Regions from separate parts of the Homo sapiens genome. Here region 2 is linked to region 1. A link is an interaction called in ENCODE POLR2A ChIA-PET data of the cell type or tissue named here. Cell type or tissue: IMR-90. All regions are shown on one strand. Links, peaks and the distances in the headings refer to the core of each region. The heading gives the core; the rest is flanking DNA.

Region 1 (2,912 bases), core at 307-2,806:
TCCTGATCTCAATGATCCGCCCACCTCAGCCTCCCAAAGTGCTGGGATTACAGGCGTGAGCCACCATGTCCAGCCTCCTCTGCTCACTTTTTAATGTTTTGTTTTTTTTTATTGATTTAAGTTCCTTATAGATTCTGGACATTAGTCCTTTGTCAGATGCATAGTTTATGAATGTTTTCTCCCATTCTGTCAATTGTCTGTTTACTCTGTTGATCATTTCATTTGCCATGCAGAAGCTCTTTCATTTAATTATGTCCCACTTGTCAGTTTTTGGTTTTGTTGCAATGGTTTTTAAGGACTTGGTCTTAAATTCTTTGTCAAGGCTAACGCTGAGAAAGGTATTTCCTAGGTTTTCTTCTAGGATTTTTATAGTTTGAGGTCTTACATTTAAGTCTTCAATCAATCTTGATTTAATTTTTACACATGGTGAAAAGTAGGGGTTCCGTTTCATTCTTCTGCATATAGCTAGCCAGTTAATTGAGTAGGGAGTCCTTTCCCCATTGCTTATTTTTGTCAACTTTGTTGAAGATCAGGTGGTTGTAGGTATGCTGCTTTATTTCTGAGTTCTATATTCTGTTCCATTGGTCTATGTATCTATTTTTGTACCAGTACCATGCTGTTTTGGTTACCATAGGCTTGTAGTATAGTTTGAAGTCCAGTAACGTGATGCCTCCAGGTTTGTTCTTTTTGCTTAGGATTGCTTTGTGTGCCGCCTTCTGAAGTCTAGTCACCCTGTGTAAATTACCTACATTTGTTACTGACCAAGGTTCTTCCACAGGGGAGCCTGCTGCTAAGATGGCAACAGGGCTCCCTCCCAGCCACCCCTGGGAACCAGGATTGAATGTGCTGCACCTGCGTCCTCAGCTGTGCAGGGTGCCTGGTTCCTCGCAGTGGTGTCTGGATATTCACTGAGCCACAGCGCTGCTGGCTGAGGGGCAGGCAGGGGCCAGCACACCCACCTCAGGGCCAGACCTTGGTCCAGAGCAGGGGTTTGAGGACTTGGACAGGCAGTGGGCGCCATAGCAGACAGGGATCAGTCTCTGGGGGGACCTGGTGAGAGGATGGACGCATGGGGAGGAGCTGGGGCCAGTGGCTGAGCCTGCTCTGGCCCCCAGGGCCCACACATGGGGGGCTGGCTTGGGGAATGAATGAATGAATGAATAGGGGCTTGCATGGCTCTGTAACATCTGCCCAGGCTCCCCTCATTTTAGAATCCACGGATGGGCACAGTGCATCCTTCTCCCAACGACTTCCGGGCCTTTTGGGAAATGTGCTCACTATCGGCCTCTGGTGGTTGGCTGGTGTCTGGACTAGGCTGACCACACCCACACCAGGGCAGGATATTCGAGTCCCCTCTGCTTTCCCAGATCCTGGAGTCTCTTTGATATAAACAGTCAGCTTTGTTATGAACAGATGCCAGGGGCTCCTCTTAGCCTGGAGGGCCTGACTTCCAGCCAGGGGGGCACCGTTCTGTCCAGCTCCATGCTCCACTGCAGCAAACATGCAGGCGGTGGTGCGAAGGACAGAGGCAGCGTCTCAGCATGAGCAAATCAGCCGGGCAGCTCTCATGCCTCCAGGGATTTTTTTCAACATTTCACAAGGGCCAGGCATGGTGGCATGCAGCCGTAGTCCCAACTGCTCAGGAGGGTGAGGTGGGAGGATCGCTTGAACCTAGAAGTTCAGTTTCAATCAGGGCAACATAGTGAGATCCTATCTCTACAAAAAAATATTTTAAAAAAAATGATTTTACAAGAGATAGGTCAGGAATTGAGAAAGAGTGGGAAGGATGAAGGCAGGAGATGGTCCTTCTGAGGAGCACCTGCAGGCTGGCCGTGTCTGGGCACAGGGACAGAGAGGTGGGGCCCAATGCCGCCCTCAGGGTCGGGGTGGTGAGGAGGAGGGGGAGGGTCCTTTCCACAAGTCCATGCTGAGTCTCACATAGCTCTGTGCGGCTGCCCTGTTACACATTTCAAGAGTATTGACCCATGTCGTCTTCACAACTATGCTTCAAAACATTATGCCAGTTTTACAGATGAGGAATCTGAGACTTGGGGATGCAAAGTGGCTTTCCCAGTGTCACCCAGGCCTTCCTGACTCCCCAGCACAGGCCTTTCTTTCCCTGGGACCCACTTCTCTAGCAAATGCCAGGGCCTCAGTGACCGGGTGCCAGCAGGGTGCCGGTGGCAGGCAGGCACTGGGTCTGTCCCGTCTTCACTTGGTGCCCCCTTCCCTCTTTCCCTCCTCATGCAGCAACTGAACCACCCAAATATCATCAAGTATTTGGACTCGTTTATCGAAGACAACGAGCTGAACATTGTGCTGGAGTTGGCTGACGCAGGGGACCTCTCGCAGATGATCAAGGTGAGCGCCTGGCGGGGTGGGGGTGCTGGGGGCTGCGCAGATCTGGAGCCAAAGGTGGCAGTCTTCCTTTAGCCCAGTCCCACAATGCTCTGCCTTTAGCCAGAGGCGGCCACCCGGGGACCCTGGGCGCCCCCCTGCAGATGCCCACAGGCCTCAGCTGCAGTCTGGTGAGGGCCTCTCAGGGTCCGTCCCCAGCTGCTGTTGCTGGAGGCCTCTTTCTTTCCACTGGCCTCAGGGAAGCTCAGCTCAAAAGAGCCCATATGCAAAAGCAAGGCGAAGGTGGTGCCAAGACAGGATGGTGGCTGGGAGGGGGCCAGCCATGGGCAGAAGGAACTCCTCTGGCCACCCCCAGTGCCCCAGCCTACCACAGGCACATGAGCCACTTCTCCTGCCTCACAGAAGGAGCAGGGGCAGCACCCCGTTTGGTCAGACCCCAGCTCTTGGGAAAGCATCTTGTAGATCCACTACCTCATTTTAAAGAAGGGGAAAACTGAGCCCAGAGAGGTTAAGAGACTTGCCTGAGGATACCCAGCATTGTGGGTACAGAGCCA
Region 2 (2,912 bases), core at 132-2,631, 330 kb after region 1:
AAATGACAATACCAACTTAATAAGAATGCTGTAAGAATTCAAAGTAACAATTTTACAAAGTACCTACCATAGGGGTTGGCCCCACAGTGGTTCCCTTCTCCCTTTCTTTTTGCCCAATCTACTTTGCCATCTTTGCCCAGATGATAAAACTGGGGACAAAAATACAAAGTAAAAATACGAAGTTCTACTATATATACGGTTTACACTAAAATAGGCCTCATTACATATCTAAAGAAATTATCCAAAATCCATGGCTTTAATTATACAATCAAAGCATTAACACCGGACTAGTCTCTTTTGCAAAGAAAATATGCATTTTCCTGGCAGCCATAGAGTAATAGTTTAAGATCTGTGCCTCCACCCCAATCCTACCCACACAATTTGATCCTCTTCCCAAGTAGACATTGGCACCTGACCATTTCTGCCTCTCCCAAGAAACAAAGAGGCCCAAAAGCTTGACAGCCAATCTAATTTAAGTCCAAAGGAGAAGAAAACGATGTCCAAGTAACGGCAGAATAAAGGAAAAAAACAAACAAATCTGAGCTAGTTAAAAAAGGAAACCAGCAGAAGACTAACCTCCTGTTTTTTATTGAAAAGCGACTGCATGAAGACTAAAAAACTAGCCCCAACCCCTAAGTCTGGATTGATTTAAAGTGGTGGAGGTAGGTATTCCAGGCAAATCCCTCAATGCACAAGAGTAAAGAAGCAGCTCTATTTCCACACTGTTGGATTTTCATGGGCTTCCTCTGATATAACCTATTATTTCCAAGGCCTAGGAATGTCCCCTCCTCAACTGTCTTATCAGCTTGGGGTTACAACCCAGCTCTAAGGAGAAGGGTATGACTTTTAAAATTAAGGTGTAATGAAGTTTCTCTCCTAATCTCATTACTACCTGGCTGTGTGACTGCTTATGAATCATTTCCTCTCTCTGAGCCTCAATATTACTTCTCTGCAAAATGAGGATAATACTGTTCCCCTGACAGCACTGTTATGAGAATTAATTCAAAAACCAATGTCAAATGTGCCTAGTACAGTGCATGGCTCATAGCAGACAACAACGGGAATTAATTTCCTTCCTTTCCCTTTGACACAGCCTTATCCTCCAAGAAGAAAAAGGGACATCATTCCTTCTTTCCATAAAATTAACTCAGTACCATGACCAGGTCAGAAATGCCAGGGCTGGAGCCAGACTCTAGATACAGCCCTTCCCATATCTGAGCATGAACTCCAAGTCACATTGCAACAGCACACTTTTGAGAGGCCACACACTCACGCAGAAGCTAGGTCTCACACCCAGCTATTACTTTAAAAAGCCAAGATTAGCTCAAGGCTAGGTGAGTAATGAGATGTAAGTGCTCTGGGAATCTGTCCATTCCCAGCATAACTAATGAGTAGCGTCAGTTGTATTCTGCCCCAGAGAGGGACCAACAACTCCAGATGGCCAACAACTCTGAAAAATGCTGAGGCAATGATCAGAGGAAGAATATTTCTGCCCCTTCCTACAGCCTCTGCTTTGGGAAATTTACATTTTGTATAATCATTATTAAAGGTTATTTGTGCTTTTTTTTCCCTTCAGTTTCATTAATAGAGAATCTATATAACATAGTACGAGCAAGAACTTTGGAATCAAGCTCTGGTTCAAGTCTCAGCTCTGCCTCTTCCTTGCTATGTGACACTGGACAAGTCATTTAACCACCAGAGCCTCAGTTTTCTCACCTTTTGTGCTTTCCAAAGTTCTGGCTGCCCCTTCAGTAAGCTGTGAAATCAACTGAGTAGCTTGCAAGTAACTTTTTTTTTTTTTTAGTAAAAAGAAGAAAGTATCAGATGACACTACATGATATTTTACTATGAAAATACTAGATGTCACTTGCCTATAAAATGGGACTATCAGGTGTATGCTGTTATTTTCTGTATTTGTCAGAGGTTTGTTTTGTTGTTGTTTTTTAAGAGACAGAGTCTCTGTCACCATCCTGGAGTATGGTGGCATCATCATAGCTCACTGCAGCCTTGAACTCCTGCACTCAAGTGACCCTCTCTCCTCACCCTCACAAGTAACTAGAACTACAGGCACATATCATCAAGCCAGGCAAATTTATTTTTTGTAGATATGGGGGTCTTACTATGTTGCTAAGGCTGGTCTCGAACTCCTGGCCTCAAGCAATCCTTCCACCATGGCGTCCCAAAGCACTGGCATTACAGGCATGAGCCAAGGCCCCTGGCCTATACTTTTCAGAGTTTTTGAGAAATTGAAAAAATAAAATAATGTAGGTCAAATGTTAGCAATTAACCCTACTAGAGTCAGAATAGCTGAATACAACCTTATTTATGAATAGTAAGAAAGTTCCTCTTCACTTATCAATTTCAGATTTCCAGAAGTATGTCTTCAAGAACATATTATTAACCAAACAGTCAGCCAACATTATGTGCCGAGGACATATGCTTCTAAATTATTGACAAAGAAAGATCAGGTCTAATTAATAACTGAATTTTATCCTAAATTAATACAGAGAATCAGGCTGCAAAACCCTACCCAGGCAACAGTGATGTATGAAAATGCTGGAAGAAGCTCTCGTTGAACAAACCCTCTCTGTTGTGGAAAGGGCAATGAAACCAATGTTAGCCCCAAAATGGTTATAAAAGAAATATGATTCTTCTAGGACACTCAAAGGTGGCCACTGACATGTGAGAACCTTGGCAAGATTCTCAGCTTGGGAGGAACCCCAGTTAAAGATAGTGTCAAGGGGGCCTCAGAGGACTAAACATAGACAAGAACTGCACACAAGGACTTCTTCGGCCTGCAGAACAAGTTACCATTCTGCTTAAAACCTTCCAATGTCCTACTATTTGGGGGGAAAAAAACAAATTTGGGAAAAAATACACTTGGAAAAAACCCAAATTTCTTACTATAGCTT

What was found. ChIA-PET counts read pairs that join two places held together with the same protein. Peaks named below come from ENCODE experiments on the same cell type or tissue, not always from the same donor. Only the 100,000 strongest peaks of a DNase experiment are listed, where the experiment ranks them.
Region 2: POLR2A ChIA-PET joins it to region 1 with 6 read pairs; 1 of 35 experiments calls an interaction of 5 or more read pairs at or near these places.

The regions. Positions count from the first base shown.
Region 1 is chr9:124,319,209-124,322,120 of GRCh38, forward strand. NEK6 (NIMA related kinase 6) reads left to right here. Exons shown (of 10, transcript NM_014397.6): 5 at 2,251-2,361. Among named protein-coding and RNA genes, the nearest start is that of NEK6, 63 kb to the left of the region's middle. In IMR-90, for the core only: a CTCF peak has its summit at 1,297 (motif pointing left); a DNase peak (open chromatin) is centred at 1,293; H3K27ac peaks cover 551 bases.
Region 2 is chr9:124,651,487-124,654,398 of GRCh38, forward strand. All of the region lies in intron 2 of NR6A1 (nuclear receptor subfamily 6 group A member 1), which reads right to left. Among named protein-coding and RNA genes, the nearest start is that of MIR181A2HG, 5.5 kb to the right of the region's middle. In IMR-90, for the core only: no CTCF peak of the experiment used is centred there; a DNase peak (open chromatin) is centred at 1,345.